Linked DNA regions of Homo sapiens: all the other regions are linked to region 1. The links are chromatin loops, found by intact Hi-C in ENCODE. Cell type or tissue: dorsolateral prefrontal cortex. All regions are shown on one strand. Each heading gives the region's core, and the rest is flanking DNA. Links, peaks and the distances in the headings are about the cores only. Region 1 holds the start of LOC105371256 (a long non-coding RNA gene). Region 2 has its middle 94 kb from the start of SALL1. Region 3 overlaps LOC102723323 (a long non-coding RNA gene). Region 4 has its middle 120 kb from the start of SALL1.

Evidence for each region. Peaks named below come from ENCODE experiments on the same cell type or tissue, not always from the same donor. Only the 100,000 strongest peaks of a DNase experiment are listed, where the experiment ranks them.
Region 2: a loop joins it to region 1, with 2.2 times the contacts of the local background. A loop is called at or near these places in 2 of 110 quality-filtered maps.
Region 3: a loop joins it to region 1, with 4 times the contacts of the local background. A loop is called at or near these places in 3 of 110 quality-filtered maps.
Region 4: a loop joins it to region 1, with 2.7 times the contacts of the local background. A loop is called at or near these places in 2 of 110 quality-filtered maps.

Annotation. Positions count from the first base shown.
Region 1 is chr16:51,356,943-51,362,827 of GRCh38, forward strand. LOC105371256 (a long non-coding RNA gene) reads left to right here and starts at 5,050. Exons shown (of 4, transcript XR_933559.3): 1 at 5,050-5,091; 2 at 5,642-5,869. RefSeq lists enhancers at 1,844-2,645, 3,762-3,931, 4,387-4,556. In dorsolateral prefrontal cortex, for the core only: no CTCF peak of the experiment used is centred there; DNase peaks (open chromatin) are centred at 2,309 and 2,829; H3K27ac peaks cover 1,424 bases.
Region 2 is chr16:51,242,229-51,248,113 of GRCh38, forward strand. No RefSeq gene overlaps it. Among named protein-coding and RNA genes, the nearest start is that of SALL1, 94 kb to the left of the region's middle. In dorsolateral prefrontal cortex, for the core only: no CTCF peak of the experiment used is centred there; no DNase peak of the experiment used is centred there; H3K27ac peaks cover 436 bases.
Region 3 is chr16:51,437,379-51,443,263 of GRCh38, forward strand. The region is part of intron 2 of LOC102723323 (a long non-coding RNA gene); the gene reads right to left. Among named protein-coding and RNA genes, the nearest start is that of HNRNPA1L3, 210 kb to the right of the region's middle. In dorsolateral prefrontal cortex, for the core only: a CTCF peak has its summit at 3,842; a DNase peak (open chromatin) is centred at 3,366; H3K4me3 peaks cover 1,471 bases; H3K27ac peaks cover 2,500 bases; H3K27me3 peaks cover 859 bases.
Region 4 is chr16:51,265,610-51,271,494 of GRCh38, forward strand. No RefSeq gene overlaps it. Among named protein-coding and RNA genes, the nearest start is that of SALL1, 120 kb to the left of the region's middle. In dorsolateral prefrontal cortex, for the core only: no CTCF peak of the experiment used is centred there; a DNase peak (open chromatin) is centred at 2,832; H3K4me3 peaks cover 1,336 bases; H3K27ac peaks cover 2,195 bases.

The DNA of each region.
Region 1 (5,885 bases), core at 1,861-4,360:
TTTTTGTTTCTTATGTGGATCTATAAGGAGTACACAGACTGCAAGAAATCAAAGCCATTTTAGTGAAGGAAGCTTTATTTGGGATGGGAAAGGTCCATTTGTAGTTACAGAAGATAGAGTTTGAACTTGAGATTCTCTGGCCTTATGGATGGGCCTCTGGCTTTGATTAGCACCTGTGGGCTGGGCGCCTCTCAGAGACCATAAAGGTGACCTGTCTTATGAAACGTGGAGGGCGAGGAGGTGCTTCATGGAGGACAGAGAGGAAGAAAGAGAAGCAAAATCATGTTCCTTTTCTGAGGGAGTCAAACAAAGTGTTATTCTACATGGAATGGATTCCAAACCTCAGCCCATCCCTGGTCGTGTGCAGGGAAATGGACACTGACCATATAGGAGACAGCTGACCCTGTGACTGAAAAATCAACCTCCCTGTTTTTGTAGAGTTGCGTGTGGTGTAGATGGCAAAGTGAGGAATTGCCAATGTTTCCTGCAAAGGAAGGTGTATCTGCAGGCCTGATTGTGCCTCTTGCTGGCTTTCATTCAAGGATACTTCAAATTTTGTTAGGACATACTATTCTTACAATAAAATATTTGTCTTCGTCTCAATTAAGAGCACCCTGAAATGTATACCATTATACATAAATAGCTTATGGAGTGACTTATAGTTTACCCCGTTTGGCTTAAAACCAGCAGGGATCTATCAAGATCACAAATCCTACCCTAACTTTGAAGCCTGTCCTGGTACCCACACCCCGCTACTTACAGACAATGTGATAGTTGACACCGTACTTAACTTCCACCATCCTACCTGCCTGTCTCTATTACTCATAGCCAGCAGGAAACCTTTGCTCATGGTCTGACCTCTCCAACTATCAGACCCCGTCTCTCCTCTCAGACCTTCTGACCTTCAGACCTGTTGACTCATGCCACTTCCCTCTACTCAGAGGGGCAAATAGTTTTATTTTATAAAGTAGCTTTAAATGATTGGTAATGTCTACCAGGAATACTGTGTTGAGAAGGATTATGAAGCTTAGACTGGACTAGGGGGTGATGGAGAAGAGCAGCTTGATTGATTGGTGATGATTGATTAGTGAGGATTGATTAGTGATGGCTGATTAAGGATGATTGATTAGTGATGGCTGCCATAGTCATAGAGGAGAAAAGCAAGCAACTGTGCTGAGCCTACAGAAGTCACAATGTCTGAGCCTGCTGGGCTGCCCACATTTCCCCTTTCTCCCTCCAAATGCTACCATCCTCCCAAATCCATAGGGGAAAAGGCCACCCTTAAGAATTTGCACCTAGAATACTGAAATGATTAATGATGTGTTCACAAATTGTTTGCATAAGGAATACTTTCTTCTTGTCATCCTGAGAAAACATGATATTGGTCTTCTAACAAAACTTGGAAAGTTAACTTGAGAGAAACCTTTTAGTTGCTCTACAACAGCCTCCTCATCAAGTAAATGTATTTCAGCATCAGGGATTAAAAAAAAAAAGTCTACTTTTGCAGGTCATCTTTTGGGATTCGTTAGGATTTGTTAGGTCACCTTTTGGAATTTGAGCATTTGTTAGAAAACAAATTCTCACCGCGAATCCTTGTGTCCTGCCCCCCCTATATACTTTAAGATATAAAAGAAGCATCAGAAATGGCCCTTCTTATAAAGAACCTGCTAAGATGTGAAAGGGCCAAGAAAGAGGATGAAGGAGAATGGTGAAAATGGCCATAGGGTGAATATTTCTGACAATAGCACTGTGAATAATAATAATTGTAACAGCACTAGCACACAGTTTGAAGGCTGTCTATGTTGCAAGTATTGCCCTTTATAGACATTTAATCCTATGGCAATCATATGAAATAGATAGTCTTACTGTAATGGTATCTTTCTTTACAGATGAGGAAATAGAGGCACCAGGAAGTCAAGATAAGGGCAGGGTTAAGACCAAGATGATTGTCCACATTGCTGGAACTTTTTTTGCATTTGGCTCCTGGGAAAATAGACTCCAAAAATTTACTTGGGTCTTTATTTAGCAAGAAATAGTATTGGTATTAAGATAGAATATTTAGATTTCCAAGAAAAAAACCAGAGTCAGAATAATCTTTTCCCTTGTAAATAAAAGAGAGAGAGAGAGAGAGAAGGAGTGAAGGGGTAACATTCCTCGGTGTGAAAAGCATAAAAGTGTCCCAGCGCTGGGCTGGCCTCCTGCTGCTGGGATGTCCCCCACCCCTGCGTTCTCCTTTCGGCCCAGCAGCCCAGCTGACATGTGATGGAGGCTCACAAAGGGAAGAATTCCACAGGCTGGGCTCTGAGCTTGTCCATAATTTGTTACATTGTTCCCCCACTTTGCTGCACGTATGAGATATGCAAGACCCCCGACAGCTCTGAGACCACTGCGGTGGCTGGGCACAATGGGGGGGCTCTGAAGCTGAATTGTGGCCATAACCTGGAGTTCCTTTGCCTTTGTGACTGCCAATAGGATGCTTTAAGTCATTGGGGTGGGCCTTTGTGAGTGCGATTACAAACCAGGAGAGGAAGGGTGAGGAAGCAGGGCTATCTGTGCACGCACGTGCAACAGTTACTAAGCTCGTGTTTCTGGGGCAGGCGGAATAGGAGCTGGGTGTTTATAACATGGTCATTCTCCTTTACAGAATCCTCTGTGAGCCGAGCTGCTAACCACTATGACAGGACTTTGTTTGGGGAGCGTGTTAAGTTAGCTTGGCTGTTTCCACCTGCTGCTCAGACCCACTGGTGACATCATGCTCGCAGGCTCACTGGCAGGCTGGAGGATTCTAGTTTCATGTCCAAAGAACAAGCAAAAATGGAGCCGATCCATGTGGGAATGGTGCCCACATCTGAGGCCTCAGTCACATGTGTCCTGAGAGCTCTGGTCAGTGTTCCCGCAGTCCATGTCCCAGATGGCCCTCTTTTGAGACTGACCCATGCCCCGGAGCCAGAGCTCTGGTTCCCTGGCAACCGTCCCTCCCTGCCTCTCCTCACCTCCCACCCTGTCCTTCTGTAGACACCTGCAGCTGGGCTGCAGCAGGCATGTAGCCATTTGGAGACTCAGTTTCCTTATCTTTAAAATGGGGGGAGCCTACAGCTCCCTAAAATTTAGGAGGAGAGGGCTAGGCCCAATCATTTCACACACTTGCTTTGTATCTCTCTGCTGCTTCCCTGTCCATTTAAAAAATTATAAAGCAGGTATTACATATTGTATACATGCAGTACCTCTGTAGGTGCTGAAGCATAATAAAAGGAAAAAAAATCATGCACTTGCCACTCAAATTAAGAAATAGAACATCGCCAATATGGTAGTGTTTTCTGTATGTTTCTCTTCTATCTCATTCCACTCTCATAAAATATGGGTCAGGTTCAGTGGCTCATGCCTGTAATCCCAGCACTTTGGGAGGCCAAGGCAGGTGAATCACTTGAGTCCAGGAGTTCAAGACCAGCCTGGCCAACATGGTGAAACCCTGTCTCTACTAAAAATACAAAAATCAGCCAGGTGTGGTGGCACACGCCTGTAGTCCCAGTTACTTGGGGGGCTGAGGCAGGAGAATCACTTAAACTAAGGAGGTGGAGGTGAGCTGAGTGCAGTGAACTGAGATTACACAACTGCACTCCAGCTTGGGCAACAGAGTGAGACTCTATCTCAAAAAAAATAATCAAAATATGTACATCCCTTCAGACACACACACACACACACACACTTAAAAATAAATAGAGATCATTTTAAATGTTGGGAAAGTTCAGGCCCATATGAAAGTAGAGAAAATATTTGATGGGTTCCCAAGTGTTCATCACCCAGCTTCAGCAGCTGGTAACTCCTGGCCACGTTTGTTTCATGCCTACTCTCCTACTTTCTTCCCCTTCATATTATTGTGAGACCAATCTCTTATGTCACTTCATTTCTTCTAATTTTGAAAAATAAATATTTTCTTTCTTTTTCTTTTTTTTTGAGACAGTCTCCCTCTGTTGTCTAGGCTGGAGTGCAGCAGCGTGAACATGGCTCACTACAGCATCGAACTCTCTGGCTCAAGTGATCCTCCCACCTCAGCCCCCTGAGTAGCTGGGACCATAGTTGCATGCCACCATGCCTAGCTATTTTATTTTTTATTTTTTTTGTGGCCTTCGTTGCCCAGGTGGGTCTTGAACTCCTGGGCTCCAGAGATCCTCTTGTCTCAGTCTCCCAAAGTGCTGGGATTACAGGTGTGAGACACTGTGCTCAGACTTGCTTTTCTTTATAGTTTTACTGCATGTGTATATATTTCAAAATTTATATATTTTTAGTTTTCCTTCTCTGTGTATTTTATAAAAGCAGGATTATTTCGTGTGTTTTCTTCTGCAATTTTTTAAAATTCAATTTTATGTCTGGAGTTCATCCTCCTTGGCATGTGTACCTGTAGCTTATTCACTCCTGCTACAGAGTAATATTTCATTTTATGAGCATTCATCATTTATTTAACCATCTGTGTATAGGCATTTAGATGAGTTCCCGTTTAAGCAATTTTAAACAAAGCTGTTGCAAATATTGATAGACATGTCCTGTGGATCATACATGCAACAATTTCTCTAAGTAGAGACCAAGAGATAAATTTTTAGGTCTTATCATATGACCCTTTCTAACTTTATACAATGATGCTAAATTGTGTTACTGAAGTAGTTATTTTAACATATAGTCCCATGCTGATATTTGAGTTCCTGCTGCTTTACATCCTCACCAAAACTTGACATTGCCAGATTTTATTAACATTTTGCCAATCTAGTGGTACAAAAATGAGTGATTTTCATGATGCTGATCATTTATCTTTCCCTTTTTCCCACTAGGGTTGAGCACTCATGGTAAACTTCTCTAGTTTTCAATCACATTTCCTTCTTGGTGAAGTTTCTATTTGTGTCACTTTGTCTTTTGCCAATTTTCTATTGAATTATTTTTATTTTATTTAATTAATTAATTTATTTATTTATTTTGAGACAGAGTCTCATACTGTTGCCAGGCTGGAGTGCAGTGGCATGATCTCGGCTCACTGCAACCTCCGCCTCCCGGGTTCAAGTGATTCTCCTGCCTCAGCCTCCTGAGTAGCTGGGATTACAGGTGAGTGCCACCACGCCCAGCTAATTTTTGTATTTTTAGTAGAGATGAGGTTTCACCATGTTGGCCACGATGGTTTCAATCTCTTGACCTCCTGATCTGCCCACCTCGGGCCTCCCAAAGTGCTGGGATTACAGGCGTAAGCCACCACTCCTGGCTGAATTATTTTTTAATATCTTAATTTTCAAGAGATCTGTAAGTATTCAAATAATTAAACTTTTATTGACTGATTATTGATTGATTGTCTGGAAATTATATTCTCCCAGTTTGTGGATTTTTTTTAACTCTTTTTTTTCTGATGAATGGGATTTCTTAATTTTAATGTAGTCAAGTTTGTTAATCTTTTACTCTGTAGTTATTTACTATTACCATTATTATTACTGGTCTTGCATAAGAAAATTGTTCCCACCCAGTAGTCATAAAGACATTTTTATGCATTTTCTCCAAAAAGCATTAATATTTTGCCTTTTATATTTAGCATGGTTAATCTGCCTGGGGATTTTGACATATAGTATGAGGCAGGGACCTAATTTTAATTTTTTTTTTCATGTAGGTAATGAATTTCCCCAGTCCAACTTATTGAATAATCATTGTCCTGAAGTAGTTAATGGATTTGAGTTACAGCTCGGCAAATTCCACAAAGAAAATAAAACAGCACAAGGTCCCCACAGAGCGACGGGAGGCAGGAAAGGGGAAGTCCATGCCACCAGAGGAATAGTTTCATTGAACGCTTGATCTTTGAGCCGAACTCAGAAGGAGCCACCCCTGTAAAGGTCTATAGGTAAAGATTTGCATGC
Region 2 (5,885 bases), core at 1,789-4,288, 110 kb before region 1:
ACTGGGTGGATGTATGGAGGAAGGGATCTGGGTTACAGTCCTGGATCTGCTACTGATTTGCTATGTGCCTTTGGCCAAGTCCATTCTCTTTCTAGGCCTCAGTTTCCCCACAGGCTCAATGCTGGGTGAAATCACTCCTGGAATTCCACATTTATGTTTTAGGTCGTTATGATTCCTAGGACAGCAGCCACATCTCAGGCTTCAAAGGAGGTTAGGTAAGACAGCTGAAGACCATGCTGTTGGAAACCTGAGACTGACAGTTCCAGGATTCATGGCAATTAATTTGAAATTCTCAGATCTGGTTCTTTTCCCAACCCCTGAGACTTAGTAGGATAGGCGGAGGCCAGGATGTTTCCTATTTGTTAGCCACTGCATTTATGTGAAGTGCTGCCTTCTCCTGCTTCCCTCCCTTTCCCTTTAGGGTGTGTGTGGGTATCTGGGTGCACATTCTGGGAGTGGTTCTCTGTGGCATGTGGTACATGCCCCTTTCCTTGTTTTCCTCCTGATCATGTTAGCTGTCCTCCTCAAACCCTGGCACAGCCTGCTCTTGGCAAGGCAACACTGTCAGTCATTTACACCTCCCTGGAGACTGACATTTCTCCTCTCCCTTCCAGAGATATTTATAATTAGCATGTCCCATGATGAAGCACAAGGGTTGGCTGGTTCTAACCTTATAGGTGGTTCCTGACTTACCAGTCGTGTGATGTTGGGCAAGTTATGTAGCCCCTTTATGGTTTAATTTCCTAATCTGCAAAATGGATATAATGCTAGTAATCACCCCATTAGGTTGTCGAGAGGTTAAATGAGTTAGTACAGTAAAACACTAGGACAGATGGTGGTGCACACAGCACACACATCACAGCCATTAGCCACTGTCCTCATCCTGTAAGTACCTGGTGATGCCTGACTTGAGGTCTGGGCTCTGTGATGGAATACTGCTCAGCAACAAAGAGGACTGAACTGTAGATACAGACAAGGGCTTGGATGGATCTCAAAGGCACTATGCTGAGAGAAAGAATCCAGTCTCAAAAGGTGACAAACTGTATAAACCTATTTATATGACACTCCCAAAAAACAGAGTTATTGGGGTGGAGAACAGATTAGTGGGGATTAGAGGTTAGGGACCAAGGGAAGGTTTGACTTTTTTTTTGAGAGTGGACAGGGTCTCTCTGTCACCCAGGTTGGAGTGCAGTGGTGTGATCATCATTCACTGAAGCCTCAAAGTCCTGAGCTCAAGCCATCCTCCCACCTCAGCCTCTTGAGTAGTTGGAATTACAGGTGTGCACCACCGTGGCTGGCTAAATTTTTTATTTTTGTAGACATGGGGGTCTTGCTTTGTTGCCCATACTGGTCTCAAACTCCTGGGCTCAAGCAATCCACCCACCTCAGCCTCCCAAAATGTTGGGATTACAGGCATGAACTACCACGCCTGGCTGGGGGTTTACTTTTTAATGGGAGATTTGGAGGTGATGGAATTGTTCTGTATCCTGATTGTGATGGTGGTTACATGATTCTATGTATGTGTTAAAATTCATAAAGCTGTGATCCCCCAAAAGTTAATTTTTTGTATGAATATTAAAAAAATTATAACTGGGTAAATGTTCTTGGCCTTTATTCAGCAGAACATTGTTACCTCCTTTCTCCTGGCAAGATAAAAAAAGAACACATCCTTAGATGTGTCAGAAAACAGAAAGCTCTCAACGTAAAGTGCCTCCCAGTAGAGAAACAAACCTCCACGTTTGAAACCTGCTCCAAACCACTCCCGGGCTCTGTAAAAAGGCCCAGGCAAATGAGAACTCCAGATCAGAACCTGGGTGTGGGGGAGCTATGTAGAACTCCGGCAAGCTATTTAAAGAGATTTAAACGCGCCGTTTCCTAGTTATTCTGAGGTGCAGCTATAATTGCTGTTCTTTCCAAATAAATCCTTCAGATTAAATGGATATCGAGTGTGTAAGTTCAATGATTGCTCACGGCACGCGAACCTTGTCAAAGTTCAGAGTGAGTCAGTCTAGATTAACAGGAGGAAGTTGGCAAACATTGTTTTAGTCTTAACACTATCATTTGGTGCTGGTGTTGAATGTTTACATTTTGGGGAGAGAAAACTCAGGCCAGATAAGGCAGCCTGGGGCCACACTTGGGAGTCAGGAATCTTGGCTTGGCAACAAGGTTTTGTAATTTAGGGGGAGTCCCTGCTCTCCTCTGAACCTCAATTTTGCCACCTGCTTTTTGGGAGTAGTGTGGTTGAACTCGATCTTTTCCAAGGATATTTTCTATCTGGTTTATGACTGAGAAGGTCTCCCTTCTTTCTACTTTTGGGGACATAGTTGCCCTTCTTCTTCTGCTAGCACCTGCCAGTGTGTGGCCTCTGTTTTAGGGACACCCCACCACGTCACCAAGACAATGCTAACTAGGTCTGTTTTGAATTTGACGAGCCTTCACCCATCTGCCTACCCAAAAGCACTTCTCTGAGCAAACTTGTGTACAAATGTCAACAGGCACCACAGAGCATCCGAGAAACATGCCCAGAGGTGCCGTTAGGAGGTTGGAATTATGAGGTGAGCAGTAAGAAGCCAAAAAATAAGGGAGCCACTTGAGCAGAGAGTATAAACATAAATATCCCCAAGCAGGCCCCAGCACTGGGTTTTTTATGTTGATGTTCTAATGTGTTATCCACTAAGGGCTTATTTACGCCGTTTTGGTATTCCCTGCAATTCATTTATCTGCATAAGGAAGAGGCGCTAACAGGACAGTTCCTCATGAACAACATCCCTATGTGATCCTTCATGCCCAGATCTATAATTCATGAGCTGATGGCCTGGTGGCAGTTTCCATAAAGGCCACGCCGGGCACCCAGTCGTTAACGTCCTCACTGTCATGCATGGAATCGAAATAAGCCCACTCTCCTTCTATTCATCACGACGTCCCCGACGTGTGGGCAATGATATTATCCAAATATTATTAAAACTTTGAACCCTGTCCCCATAAATTATGACCGAATGGCTCCATGGCCATTAGGAGAGGGGAATGTATGGGCTTCAGTTGCTGCCGAGTAATTATGTGCTTAAAAGGAAGCGTGGCTGAGCATCTCCCTAGTAAAAAAGAGAGAAGCTAGGATCATTTGTTACTGCTGCAGCGCTCGAAGCTGGACCGTTCAGGCAGGTCAAGTCAACCTTACAGAAGGACAATTATCTGCCTAGAGAGACCAAACATCTGTTATTAAGTATGTACAGGCATCAAGGCAACACGCTAGAAACCTTGTCCACTTCAAACACTTGGCGTATTCCACACAACACCCCCTTCGCGTTTTGTTACTGCAGCAGTCAGCTTTGAAATATGCCCTATCTTCCCTCCCCCGGCCCCTGGCTTTCATGTACCCTGCAGCTGCTAACGATGGTGTTGTAACTTTAGAAGAACCTTGCTATCTTTCTCTGGCTCTTTAAGTAATAATAATAATTTTTTGTAACTTTTTTTTCCTCCCAAACTTTCTTTTGCATTTATTAGCTATTCAAGGGGTTTTGCTGTGGCAGAGATAATATAGCATTTGGAAGCGCAAGGGAAGCCTGTGTTCACATGAGCAGCCGAATGGCTCTTTGATGCATGTATCGGCAGCAATTTGTAGGCTGGTATGCTGCATGGCAGAGAGACTGCTCTGTGTTGGGATTATAAAATGGGAAATAGAGTTTTTTCAGGCTATTGTTGTTCTCTAGACTGTGTGTATGTTAGAATGCTAGAAGAATGGGGAAAGGGACCCTAGAAATCAGGTAGGAGGAGGCAGGGGGCAGGTCAGAAAACAAGGCTACAGGCAAAGTGGGTTGAAACAGCAGGATGAGGACAATGGGGATGCCCAGGGAGATAACACTGCAATCACTCCGGCTGAGCACTTCCAGACAAGAATAAAGAAAGTGCAGTTTTCCACTCATAAAGACTCAAAGTATAATATCAGGTAAGGAGATTTGGGCCATGTTTATGGAGGAGGAAAGGCAAGACTCTCCTCTGCTAAGTGACGTAAAATAACAGGCCAGATTCCTTTCTTCTCGAGGAGAATGGAATCTCTAGCTCTTGTAGGGCCTTGCAATCTGAGCATCTTAAAGATATATGATGTCTGGATTTGCTTCAAAGTAATTCATGGTGGAGTGGGGATGGGCGGGGCTATAGATGAAATAAAATTGGCCCTGAGTTAATCATTGTTGAAGCTGAGGAACAGACACAGATTATTTTCAACACTTTTGATTATATCTGAAAATTTCCCATAATTAAAAATAAAATCCCAAGGAACAGAACTCTTTTCTGATGTGAATGATCAAGAGAGTCAGGAAAGAACCCATCTTCCCAGGACTGAAGTCTATAAACACAAACCAGGGAAAAGGAGCCGAGACTGGCTTGTTGGCATAGTACATGCTCAATGCTCTAATCCATCCCGTAAACATTTTTCCCAGAAAAACCTTCTTAAAACGCGATTTTTAGGTGTTTAAAATGCTGAGAAAGGCATCCCAAGTTTCCTTTGGAGAGCCAGCCCTTTTCCACCACAGGTTGCTAGATGGCGAGTGAGATTAATCTCCATCCCCATCTCCCCATTTCATTACAGGGGCAAACATGGGACCCAGGCCTGGCCCACTGGACCATCCCTTGGCCACGATGATTGGCTTAGGGGAGGTCATGTGATCCAACTTAAGCCAGTGAAACTCAGCTCTGGAGCTTCTGTTGAAACTATAGCTGAAAGACCAGCTTGTCAGTCCTGGTAGCCGTTTTTGCCATATTTGCTATCCTGAGAGGGGAATTTGCATGAGAATGAAGTTGTTCCAGAAGAAAGCATACATGAGAGATGGAGAAGTTGAGAAATCTGCCCCTGCATAATTCAGTTAAGTAAGTTATTTCTCCTTTTTCGCATGTTCAGGTAGAGCTGGATTTCTGTCACTTGCAATCAGAAGAGTCCTGACTGAGATAGTAGCAGAACAGTCTGAAGGTTACAAGGAGAAAACACTCAGCCCAGCTTGGGCAGAGGACTGTGAGCATCAGCCATGGGCTTGAGTGAAATGCTATGCCAGTGGCCGATAACCTGTTTCCTACACCCATGAGGAAATCACCGATGGACAAGGGTGTCTTTCCTGGTTAGCCCAGATGTGACCCCAAGTTCTTTTCCATTCAGTATTGCAGGCAGCCACTACGGATCAGTTGCATTTGGCACAAGGACAGACCTTGGGCACTGGAGAGAAGCCGGGGAGGGACCCTTTCTAGGGGGCCCCAGGGTGGCCAGTGCCACCACAGACCCAAGGACACTTCACAGATCTGGGTAGAAGAATTGAGGCCTCTAGGCTTAGGGGGCGCCTGACAAAGTCCTGGGGGCTGGGTGGGGAGGCCCTTAAACTGGGCTTCTTGAATCAAGGCAGAGGCTGAGTACTGCACCCGGGCTCTGAATACCATCTCAGCAGCTTCCCACCTGAGCTAACGGCTGTAGATGGGTGTGACTGGTACCAGGCTCCTTGAGGCTTCAGGCGACGTTTTAGCCTCCTTAATAGAGAAGGAATGTGGATTCTCAGAGCCACAATGCCTGGGTTCAAAGCCTGGGTTCAAAAACTGTCTTGGCTACTTTTTAGCTATGTGACTTGTCCAAGGTACTAAACCTGTCTGTTTAGGTTTCTTATCTGTAAAATGGGGATAATAATAACACCTCCTTGGATTATAGTGAATATTAAACTGGCGTTTTTTAGGTGAAGCACTGAGAATAATGCCTGGCACAAATTAAGTGCCATGTATTTGTTAAACAAGTACATAAATAAATAAAATCTCCTTTATTCTCAGGGGTTCAACTGGGGATTTTGCTGAGAGGTAAGAGAGTCAGTCCCGAATCACTTCTGCTATTTACCCCATTCATTCTCTTGCTTACT
Region 3 (5,885 bases), core at 2,191-4,690, 81 kb after region 1:
ACAAACCTGCTTAACTGAAGATGATCAGTTAGGATACAGGTAATTGAGGCCACACTGGACATACTGGTGGTGAAACAATTTATCCTGTTGTTTTAAGGTCCTTGATTTGATCTCCATGTGGATCTGTTAGTTTCAGCTAAGACTTTTCATCTGTTGAGCCAACTCTGATTGATTTGTAGTATGTGTTTTGAGAAGTCTTCTGAGGCTTTGCCTAGGGTCAATGAGGAAGACTGCTGTAATCCACTAGTGATGTCTGCAGAGGTCATAGGCAGGGTTAGTGGTAGCACATTTGCTAAGTGATTTGTATCCCTGGTCAAAAAGAACTCTGATGCAAGGTTATAGATATTTGGTGTCCTATTTTAACAGTGACCTCAAAATTTGGAGTTGGTAGAGGGGGAAAAGTAATGATGCTGCATGGATGGTTCCCTAACACTGCCTCAGTACAGGGAACCAAACCAATGTCCATGTTCAACCCACGGTAGCACAATATGTCCACACTCATAGACAACCATGCACTGTATAATGATATTTTGGTCAATGATGGACCAAATATATGGTGGTGGTCCCATAAGATTATAATTCTGTATTTTTACTGTACCTTTTCTACGTTTAGATGTGTTTAGAGTGACAAATACTATTGTGTTACAACTTCCTACAGTATTCAGCACAGTAACATGCTGTACAGGTTTGCAGCCTAGGAGCAATAGGCTATAATATATAGCTTAGGTGTGTAATAGGCTATAACATTTAGGTTTGTGTAAGTGCACTCTACAACGTTTGCAGATGAGAGAGCCTAACAGCACATTTCTCAGAACGTATTCCCACCCCCCGTAGTTAAGCAATGCATGATTGTAATTGTACAACAGATACTAGTATTGTGAGTTAACAGCCCCCGCATGTATAAATACAGAGGGACATGGTTAAAACAATTCTGTTCAGTTAGCACAATTTGCTGAACTAGACTTTAAAACAAAATCTAATTTTAAACAGTACTCCAGTTTTCAGGATATAGCCTATTTGTTCTATGTAGCTTAAGAGGCTTACAATGTGTTTGCATCTGAAACAGGTGAAATTACTATGGGAAATTTCCTTATGGCTGTTACATAACCAGGGTCCTACTGTCAAAAGGCTGCATGGATGGCCTCTGAGTAGCAGAGCTGAAATAAAACATTTTATAATTAGTGCATGATTCTAACAAAGGTAGACGTTAAGAATATGCTTGCGTGTTAAGGGGAAAATGATTTTTTTTTCTAGTTTATTTTGTAATTCCTAGGTTCACTCTAAGCTTTAGGTCTAAGCGAATGAAGGACAAATTCTTAAAACATAACATTTGCCTGTATTATTGCTGATTTTATCACCAGACTATAAGCTTTTCTTCTGAGAGATTTTGATTTATACACCCACCTGAATGGCATGTAATATGATTACTACCACATCACATACAATTTTCTTGCAATTTCATATTAGGGTGGTGACAAGAAAATCAAACCTACAAACAAATGGAAAACGCTTTGCCTTCTGAGAAGTTTCAGGCAGGAGCAGAGGAGAGATTTAGTGGGAAAACGAACCTAGCAAAACACATTTTAAAATAGAATGATAGGCAAGTTTATCAATTCAATTTACTTTGAGTCTAATTTTTTTGTGTTGGCAAAAATCCTGCCCAAGGCAATGTAAGAAAGAAGAGAGGGGGAGAGAGAGAGTAAGAGAGAGGGAAAGAAAGAGAAGGGAGGAAGGAAAGGCGGAAGAGAGAAAAAGAAAAAAGAGGGAGGAAGGAAGGAAGAAAGGAAGGAAAGAAGGAAGAGAGGATGGAAGGAAGGGAGGGAGGGAAGTCCAAATGGGAAATATCAGATTGAATGTAATAAAGCTGTCAATATTTGACAGATTTTGACCTACAAAAAGACATCTTCATATGTTTCAGCCTAACAGTACTTAGTGACTTCCAAGCAGTTGGATTTAGGACATTTGCACGGACCCATCTGTGTTAACTGGCTCGGAGTCCAAGCCATGTGCAGACCGGTCTTTCCCTAATTGCATAAAGATTTTTGTATTGAGCACCTTTGAAAATAGCTCTGGCTTCCCAAGGGGCATCTTTTCTTGGTGCCTGTGACCTCTAAAGAGAAACACAAATCACAGGCAGAGAAGTAGCTGTTTAAACATCCTTTGATTTCCCCTCGTCATTTAGTAAATGCATTTAAATTAAGCTGCAGATGTTTTGCTGTCAACACAACGCTGTATTATGGTGTGTTATTTTCCTGATAGAAACATTTTATATACTGTAAATAAACACAGTTTTGTTAATTAGTTAATGAATTATTTTTTAATGCTCCATTACGCTTTAGGGAAAAAATAGCTCAAGCTATTGAAAGTTCTCATTTTTAATAAACAGACCTTGTGGTAAATATAGAATGCCTAATATCTGGCGAAATGGTAGCACTTGCAGGAATAACTATGGCACCAGCTCTCAGTTTTAAGTTATTATGTGCTGCTTAGAGTATTTTAGGCTTGGATTAAGGTTTGTTAGAAATGCCCAGGATTTACCATAAAATCTTGAAGGGAGGGAGACACTAGGGGTGTGCTTATTTATTTTATATTTTATTTTTCTTGCAACAGGGAGGTGTTTTAAACAAATGGCAGACAAACTGAGAAATCTGCACTTCAAGTCCAACTCATCCTGAGAAATGCCAGAATTTTAGCAACAAAACAAACCCGCAAGTCTTCTTCGTTCTTGAGAGTCATGCCGTTTTCCTCCAAACAAGGACGAAAGGCTCTTTGCTTGTGGAGTGTCTCAGTCTAGCAGTAGATTGGAAAAATGTCCAAGCAGGGGACTCGAGTTCTCTCCCGGATGAGTTCATTTCAATAGTCACTGTGTTTCATCGGATGCAGCTGGTTACATTTTTAATAGGCAGATGGCTAATTTTACAGTTCCAAGCCAATCTCTCATTGGACAACATCCAGAAAGCCCGTGGTAGGGTGATGCCCAGCAGAAAGTTCAACAGGACACTTGGGGGGAACATATGCTAATGTCAGCCCTTTTACTTAAATGTCTTTAAAAAGAATATTCAGTGCTAAGCTGAGGGATTTTCACAGACTCAAGCCTAACACCAGATGGGTGGCCAGCTATGAAGTCCTTAGGGCCTGAGCAAATGCTCTTAATCTGGCTTGGATGGTCGGAGAATCAAATAGCACCAAACCAGTAATCTCTGAGTGATTTTTAAAAATGACAAAGGTGTATGCACTTGCAGAAATGACCAGGCTAACTAGAGAAGCGAGTTTCTCTTAATAGAAGTCCATGGCGTTACTAAAGCCCTGTGGTCCTATGATTACCTCGGCATCCCGACCTCCGTTTTGGGTGCCCCTCCCCATCTGACCTTTATGGAGTTACAGGAATGAATGTCCGTTTACCTCCCCCCAGGTGACAGCCCCTCGCCTCCAGGGTCAGAGAGGGCGGAATGTCTGTTGCAGTTAAGCATCCTTATTTTTAAACTGTTTGGAAATCTCTCTCTCCAAGGAGATGGCTATTTAGACATCTTAATTAAAAGGGAATTTGGAAATATCTCCCGTTTTGCAGCGCATGTAATCAAGCATTTCTTTTTCTCTGCAGAAGGACTTTGGTTGCCTCTTCACAAAAGGCTTTGAAATGTCCTAAAACAATCCCCCGCAGCTCGGGGTGGGGGTAGGGACGAGAGAGAGAGAGAGAGAGAGAGAGAGAGAGAGAGAGAGAGAGAGAGAGAGAAAACCAAAGCAAAAAACAACAAACATTTTCTGGGAGGTGATAAAAGTCTTGGATGCAAAGTATCCTTATTTTATCCCATGTGATGAATTGCCATAGGGTGGCTGGAAAACTCTTTAAGAACCCCAAGGGCAAATGCCGTTGTTTAAATGAGGCAAATGTTGTTTACCTCTAAGCAAAATAAAAGCTAAGGATCAGAAGAAAGAGGGGATCAAAAGATCTTTCTCCAAACAGATTTATAAAAGAGAGTGATTTTTAAATGATTTCAACTCCTACTTTATAAAAATATTTTATGAGGCACTTTTCTGAAAATAACATGCTTCTGAAGAGTTTTCCTCCCCAAATCGCTTCCTGAAAATGGTGGCATTACTTTCATGCAGTACAATTGCCTACACAAGACCTTATTTAAAACAATGCAAAAGAAATTTGACAAAGCTAGTAACTCTGCACAAGGAAACTGGGCATTTTTTTTTTTTTTTTTTTTTTTTTGCCGGGAAAATAACCTTCAAACCTCAAACTAAATCTGTAACTGCTTCTATCAAATTTTTCTTTCAAGAACCTGGAAAGCGGTTCATTTTGTTTTATCGAGCAGATTGTGAAAAGAGTTTTCTTGCAGAGTTTTTGTTTTATAATCAAAATAATTCGAGGGAAGTGACACGACTTTTCTTTTGAGATTTTTTTTTTTTTCTGGACAAAATCTAATAGAGGGAGAGAGAGAAAAAAATCTAACCAAAGCCAAGACTTGCAGACAAAAGTTACACACAATCAGAAAACCCTCAAAGATAGGTATAAATTATTCTGTCACTAAATTAAAGTATTGGTAGAAGAAAAGTCTTAAAAATGTAAAATGAGTACTAGCCAAATACCTTCACAGTTAATGGAATTATGGAAACTTCTCTCTGGTGTGAATACCCCCAAACACATTTTAGATTTATTTTTAAAGTGTAGTTTAAAGAAACTTTATACCATTTAAAAAAAAAAATAACTTTGAAAGGAAAAGAGCCAAAAGAAAAGCAGAAATTAGGGCAGTTTTTAAACTACAAGCCAACTGTTTGCTCTACTTTGCTTTATTTATTAGTTCTCAAGGTATTTAAAACTTGAGCATTAAAACTGCAGAATAATTTGCAAATGAATGCAGTTGCAGTTGTGAAAATATAACTCACAGCTGAATGTGGGTTATTCAGACAAATGGCTGCTTTGTTCGAGGAGGGGAAGTAAAGTTCTGTGTTAATTTATTACAAACTGCAGCATTTCATCCCTGATGTCCAGGCAACAATGTTTTTTATTTCAAGTAATTTATAAGCACTTCCCAGAGCACTTAGCGGTGATGTCCTTGGCTGTTTTGCTCCCAGAGACGGAGTGTATATGTATTTACTGTGGGAATTTGTTTTTAATAAAACTGTTGTAAGGCATTTTTATTCCTTTGCTTTGTTACATTAAAAACATTCACTGCATAAGTAATGTATTTTATTCCAAGTTGAAAGGCAACAGATCACAGCCGGCAACTGTATTGGGGGGTAGAGAATAATGACGAGAAAAGTAATGTTTAAAGTGAACCAGACCCTTTTCTGAGTTGCTCTAGGTGTCTCTTTGCCTCTGCATTTAAGGGAAGCAGCAATTAGATGACCAAGGGCCCAGGAAAAGTATCTAGGAGGTCCCAGGATGCAGGCAATCGGAGAATGGAGAATCAAATAGAGAAGGGCAGACTAAGGTGCAGCGAATGTGTGTTTGTGTGCTCCCGTGCATGTGTGCATAAACATGCACACGTGTGTGTGATCAATGTTACCAATTCTGATAAGTTTTCATGATTCCCCTGTATCTCCCAGAGTCAGTTCACGACCCTAGATAATCCAAAATTGGCCTTTATTTCAATGTTTAAGGAAAACAGATGCCTTTGTAAGTACACATAGACAATTTTAAAAATCAGATTCTGTGTGGTAGGAAGAAATTGTGGCAAGTTTTCAACTTCAAAGAGAGAATTGTGGAGTGATCTAAAAGTTTCAAGGGTCCTGTCCCAAGGGTAGCTGTTCTGCTGATGCCAAGAGTCTTTCTGGGGATCCCAGCATTTCAGTGGCCTTTAACCATTTTTCTTTATCAAGGGGGATGAGTTGGTTAAAGTCATAGCTCATTTGTCAACCTATTTTATTGATCTATC
Region 4 (5,885 bases), core at 1,330-3,829, 92 kb before region 1:
TCACTCTAAGCTCTGTCTTCTTCTTTTGTCTGTGTCAAATCTCCCTCCACCTTTCTCTTATAAGGACAGTTGTGATTGCATTTAAGGCTCACCCAAATAACCGAGCATAAACTCCCTAATGCAGTAAAATCTATGAATACCCTTTTTTCCAAATAAGGTAATATTTACAGGTTACAGGATCAGTACCAGATACTTCTGGGAATCATTATCCAGGTTGTAATGCCTGGTTCTATGCCCAAATTGTCTCCCCTCATCCACGAGCTCCATGAGTAGCCAGAATCTGTAACAGGGAACATTCTCTGTCCCTCAGCTTCCTTCTGGGCCAACCAGAGCATAACTGGGCTGAGGCCTGGGTAAGCATTTCTCCCCAACATGACATAATATTTGTCTGAAGGTAATTCTGCCTCTAAATTATTTGCAAATGCTCCTCACATTCCCCCCCAACTTTTTAGGATTCAGAGCCAATTTGTAATAAGCAAGAGCAGTTTGACCCAGATTAAAAGATACAATTAGTCTGTCTGCTTGGTAAACCTAAAAAAGTACCACTTACAACAAGTTATTGTGTTTTTGACAAAGGGAGATGTCCTGGCAGAACAATAAAGCCCCCACCACTGATAAGAGCCTTGTAATTTACTCAAAACACTCAAGTGGGAAGAGAGAGCAGCCCCTTGGAACCTGGGATCGCAGCCTGTCCTGCTCTTGTGGGAAGTGGCCCCCAGGAGAGGAGGTGGATTCCATTACTGCCCAGAAGAGAAGAGATAGCCAAGTGAGGGCTGGGGAGCCCACTCCTCCACCTTTCCCTTGGAGCTGCTAAAGGTTGCTTTCCTGGAAATGGGAGCTCTGTGGGACCAAGTATGTGAGGCCACCCTGGATTATAGACGAAAGTCCCACTGACTCAGGTGGCCAGCTGTCCTGAGCAGCCGAGGATGGGGCCATCTTGGATCATGAGGGCCAGCTAGTCAGTTGTCAGGTCATGTCTGTCCCACTGGGGACACGGGTAAACTCTAGGGGCTGGGAACTGATGGGACTCTCTCCTTCTTGGCCTCATCTTCCTTTCATTGGCCCTGACATGGGCCTCAGCCCTAGAGGTGCGGAGCCCCAGGAGCCACGCACAGCAGCTGTGTATTGGGTCCTCACTCTGGGCCAGCGTTGATGGGAGTTCCTTATGTGGATCACCCTGTGTAAGTCTTACAACCAGCGTGGGACAGGAACTCTTGTTATACTCATTTTATAGATTAAGAAACGGGACTGTTATGGGTTGAACCATGTCCCCCTCAAATTTATATGTTGACTTTCTAGCCCCCAGTATCTCAGAATGTGACCTTATCTGGAGGCAGGGTCTTTACAGAGATAATGAAGTTAAGTGGGGTCATTATGGTGGGCTGTAATCCAATAAGACTGGAGTCCGGATGAAGAGGGGAAATGTGGAAGCAGACACAAACCTGGGGAGAACACCATGTGATGATGAAGGCAGGAGTCAGGGTGATGCTTCTCCAAGACAAGGAACGCCAAAGATGGCCAGCCAGCCCTGAAGCTGGAGCAGGGGCTGGGAGATCCTCCCTCTCAGCCCTCAGAAGGAACCAACATTGTCAACACCAGTCTTGGACTTCTTGCCTCTGGAACTGTGAGGCAAAAAACTTCTGTTTTTTAAGCCACTCAAAGTTTGCAGTCTTTTGTTCTGGAATCTCTGGGAAACTAGTGCATGGGGCTAAGAAGGTAACTTCCTGGAGCAGACACGGACACCTGGCTGACCTATGGTTGTTCCCAATACTTTTTTCACTGTTGTCTTCCACTATGAAGACTGGAGAAGCAAAATATCTGTTTTCCCTGTTTCTTTTGATCTGGCCAATGAGATCTAAGCCTGTTGGAAGTTTCTGGGAAAGGTTTTGCTCTCCTGATAAAAAGAGACAGACAAGACATGTCCCACTGCCTTTGTCCCACCCTAAACCCCTCTTCGGTGCTCATCTGCTGACAGATGCAATGCCTAGCACTACAGAGACCAGCTTGCAAAATGAAAAGGTCCAAAGAGTTTCAGAGTTGGTGGGCCTTTGGTGGTTGAGCCACTAAAGCTGAACTTCTTGTTTGTATGAAAAATAAACCCTGATTTGTTTTTGTCACTGCAGTCCTATTTTAATGCAACGTACTGCCCAGTGCATTCCCAGTTGCTCTAACATCCCAGGCTAGCCAGCTTGTGAGTGACAGGGCTCTGGTTAGACTTAGTTCCTTCTCGCTTCAGTGCCTACTGCACAGTGCTGACTGTGGACAGAGCCTGTAGTTTGTTCTCACACTGTTAGTAGTTCATCCTCACACTGTATTAGTTCTCACACTGTATTAGTTCATTCTTATACTGCTATAAAGAAATACCTGAGACTGGGTAATTTATAAACAAAGGAGCTTTAATGGACTTACAGTTCCGCATGGCTGGGGAGGCCTCAGGAAACTCATAATCATGGCAGAAGGGGAAGCAGTCACCTTCTTCACAAGGCAGCAAGAGAGAGAAGAGTGAGTAAAGGAGGAGCTTTCCATACACTTATAAAACCATCAGATCTCGTGAGAACTCACTCACTATCATGAGAACAGCTTGGGGGAAACTGCCTCCATGATCCAATCACCTCCCTCCGTCTACACATGGGGGATTACAATTCCAGATGAGATTTAGGTGGGGACACAAAGCCAAACCATATCAAAGCCAGGCCACACTTCCTAGAGCCAAGTGGCTTCTTCATCTCTGTCACTCTGAGGCACTCAGGGAAGAGGCAAGGGCTGTAGCAGCTGCCCAACCCTGTAAACACAGAAGAGGAGACAGAAACCACGAGAACAGAGTGTACGGGCAGAGCATTGTCGAGGGAGCTGCAAGATGCCTCACAGAGCCCCATTCATTCTCATCCAGCTTGGCTGTCAGGCTCAGGAGTGAGTGGCGTTGATTTTTAGCTCTTTGGGGGCTGTGCTGGGAGGGGAGCAGAGCTTTCTGGTGGAGAGACATTCCAGGGCAGGGCAGCCCAGAGGGAGTGTCTGTGCAGTAGGGGCTGGACTCAGTCTGGGCTTTACTTTTTCCTTGCCTCTGCCTCCTCAACTCCCATTACCACTTCTGCTTCTATGTCTTCTATATTCCTCCACAGTGCCAAGCACAGAGTCTTCCATACAGCAGTAAGTACTCAATAAATGATTGCATTAAACTTATAAAAATGGGGAGCCTGCCTGACTCACGATGACTCTGACTCTGTTCTTCCTAGAACAGATACTGTTCTTTTTGGACCAAATTTTGGCTGGGCTATTCAACTGGATTTTACCCAGAGACCACAATGATTGATTGGTTCGAGAAAAGACATGTGACTTCAACTGAGCCAATAGGAAGTCTTCCCTGGGATTTAAAAAATTTGAGCTGAGAAGGATGCATGTTCTTCTCTGATCATGAGGCTCTAAGAATATAAGGCCACAGCTACTAATGTTCATGCCCTCTGGAGTATAAAGAAAGACCATAGGCAGTATGATGTGCTCCACTCTCACTCACCTGCAAGCCATTCCCCAAACACAACTGGACTAGAATGATAACAGTGATTGTAATACTCATTGTTATTTACCCAGCATTTAGGGTCTGTCTGTGCTCAAGATGCTCTCATTCTGGAGCTTAAAGCTGAGCTCTCCCTTCTCTGAGCTCTCAGGACGCCAGATTTGCCCTTCTTTTATGGCAATTACCACATCCTGTGGTGAATTGTTCATTCGCAATCATTTACTGGTACTTACCACATGGAAGCTACTGTACTTAGCACTGGAGAGGAATATGGAAATCTACAACATGGTTTCATGTTAGATTAGGGCAAGGGCATGGATGACTGCTGTTAGTCAGACAAGCTTATGCTGAAACAGTCTGAAACAAACAACCTGAAATTATTAGGTGGTTTTTGCACCCATTGGGAAGGGCTGAGGACTGCTTCCCAGGGCCTGTATTCCAGGACCCTCGCTAAAGAAGCAGCAGTATGTGGCAATAGGAAAAGAGAGCATGGCACACTGAGGCTTGAATCTTCTGCCTGGAAATGACGAGTCACTCATGCTCACATTTCATTGGCTAAAACAAGTCACCTGGCCATGCCTGAGCTCAATAGGTGAGGTAAGGACCATTCTTCCAAAGGAGAGATACCAAAGCTTTCTGAGCACAATACTGTCTACTACACTTTCTTCTCTTGGCAGCTGGGCAACATCTTATCACTGTAACCTTCCCAGTGGCCACCCTTGCACTTTGCACCTAATGAGTACTATGTTAGTTTGTTCTTGCATACTATAAAGGAACACCGGACGCTGGGCAATTTATAAAGAAAAGTGGTTTATTTGGGCTCACAGTTCTGCAGTCTGTACAGGAAGCATAGTGCTGGCATCTGCTTCTGGTGAGACCTCAGAAAGCTTCCAATCATGGTGAAAGGCAAAGGGAGAGCCAGAGTATCACAGGGTGAGAGGAGGAGCCAGACAGAGAGGGGGAGGTGCCACATTCTTTTAAACAACCAGATCTTGTGTGAACTCAGAGCCAGAACTCACTCATTATCTGAGGAAAGCACCCAAATTCATGAGGGATTTGTCCCTGTGACCCAAACACTTAGCATGAGACCCACCTCCAACACTGGAGATTACATTGAACGTGAGATCTGGAGGGGACAAAACACCCAAACCACATCAAACACTGAAGGATTACGTGCCCTCTTTCCTTTGTACCACTTATTGCAATTGTAATAAACACTCAGGCCACTGTATGTTTAATGTCTGTCTCACCCACTGGACTATAAATGGCCTCAGGGAAGGTTAATGTCTGTCTGCTGTTAAAGTAATTTAACTATATTTAAACAAAGTACTGCTTAATTGTTGTAACCCAGCACTTAGTATCTGATGCATACTAATACCAATGAATGATTGTTCACAAATATGTGAATGAATAGAGAAAGAACCCATGAAGGCATTGACACCTGCTTCATTCATTTGCTATTCCAGCTGTGGCATATGCCAGGTCCTGTTTCAGGTGCAGAGATGGAGAAGTGATTTGCACCCCATTGTCCCATCCTCCTGGAGCTGGTGGCTTGCTCAGGATCAAATCCAGCCTGCACCTCATGTAACCAAATGAAATTGTCAATAATGAGCTGCCTTTGGCCAATAAAAATGGCAATTTCATATGCTTCATCCCAATCCGAAACAGATGACAGCTCTGTTTGAAGCTGGGAGCCCACCTATTATTCAGTGTTTCCCTATCTTCACAGCATCCTCCTAGCCCCCAGTGCACATTCATGGAATTCTAGAATATAAAAATCTCTGGACAAAATATCCTTCAAGTCCTAAAATTCTACATCCCTGAATCAAGCTGTCATGCAGGACTCTCAGGCACTATAATATATGGACTAGAACATCTGAGGGCAAGTCCCCTTCCCGCAAAGCTGACCTTGGCACCTGATGCATCTGGGAGCCCCAAAAGGGGGTCCCAGGCCCCAGGGCCTGCACATGCTGCCGCACGCAGTGTCTTCTACGGGGCCTGTGCCGGTGGCATTGATCCCTCTGCTAACTAGATGAGAAATTGCAGCAGGCTTTCCTTGCATGGCTTTTCCATGCATCTTTGTCAATGATGGTTTACATTCTGGGATTGAACTAATTTGTTTCCGTTTGCTCCTGGCTGCAGGCTTCAGGCAGCTCAGCTTTGTTGTCCCGGGTTCGCAACTTGCCATTCTCCCTCCTCTTGCCTTTCCCCTCCCTAGCTAACCACATCTGAGGGCAAAAAGGATTAGCAAGCTCAGTGTGATGTGATTCTGGCACTTGTAGCCTGGATTCTTCTGCTACCTCAGAGAGCTGGGGTGGGGAGAGTGATGACTTAGTTGCCGCATGGAAGAAAGAGGTGGGGAGAATGAACCTTC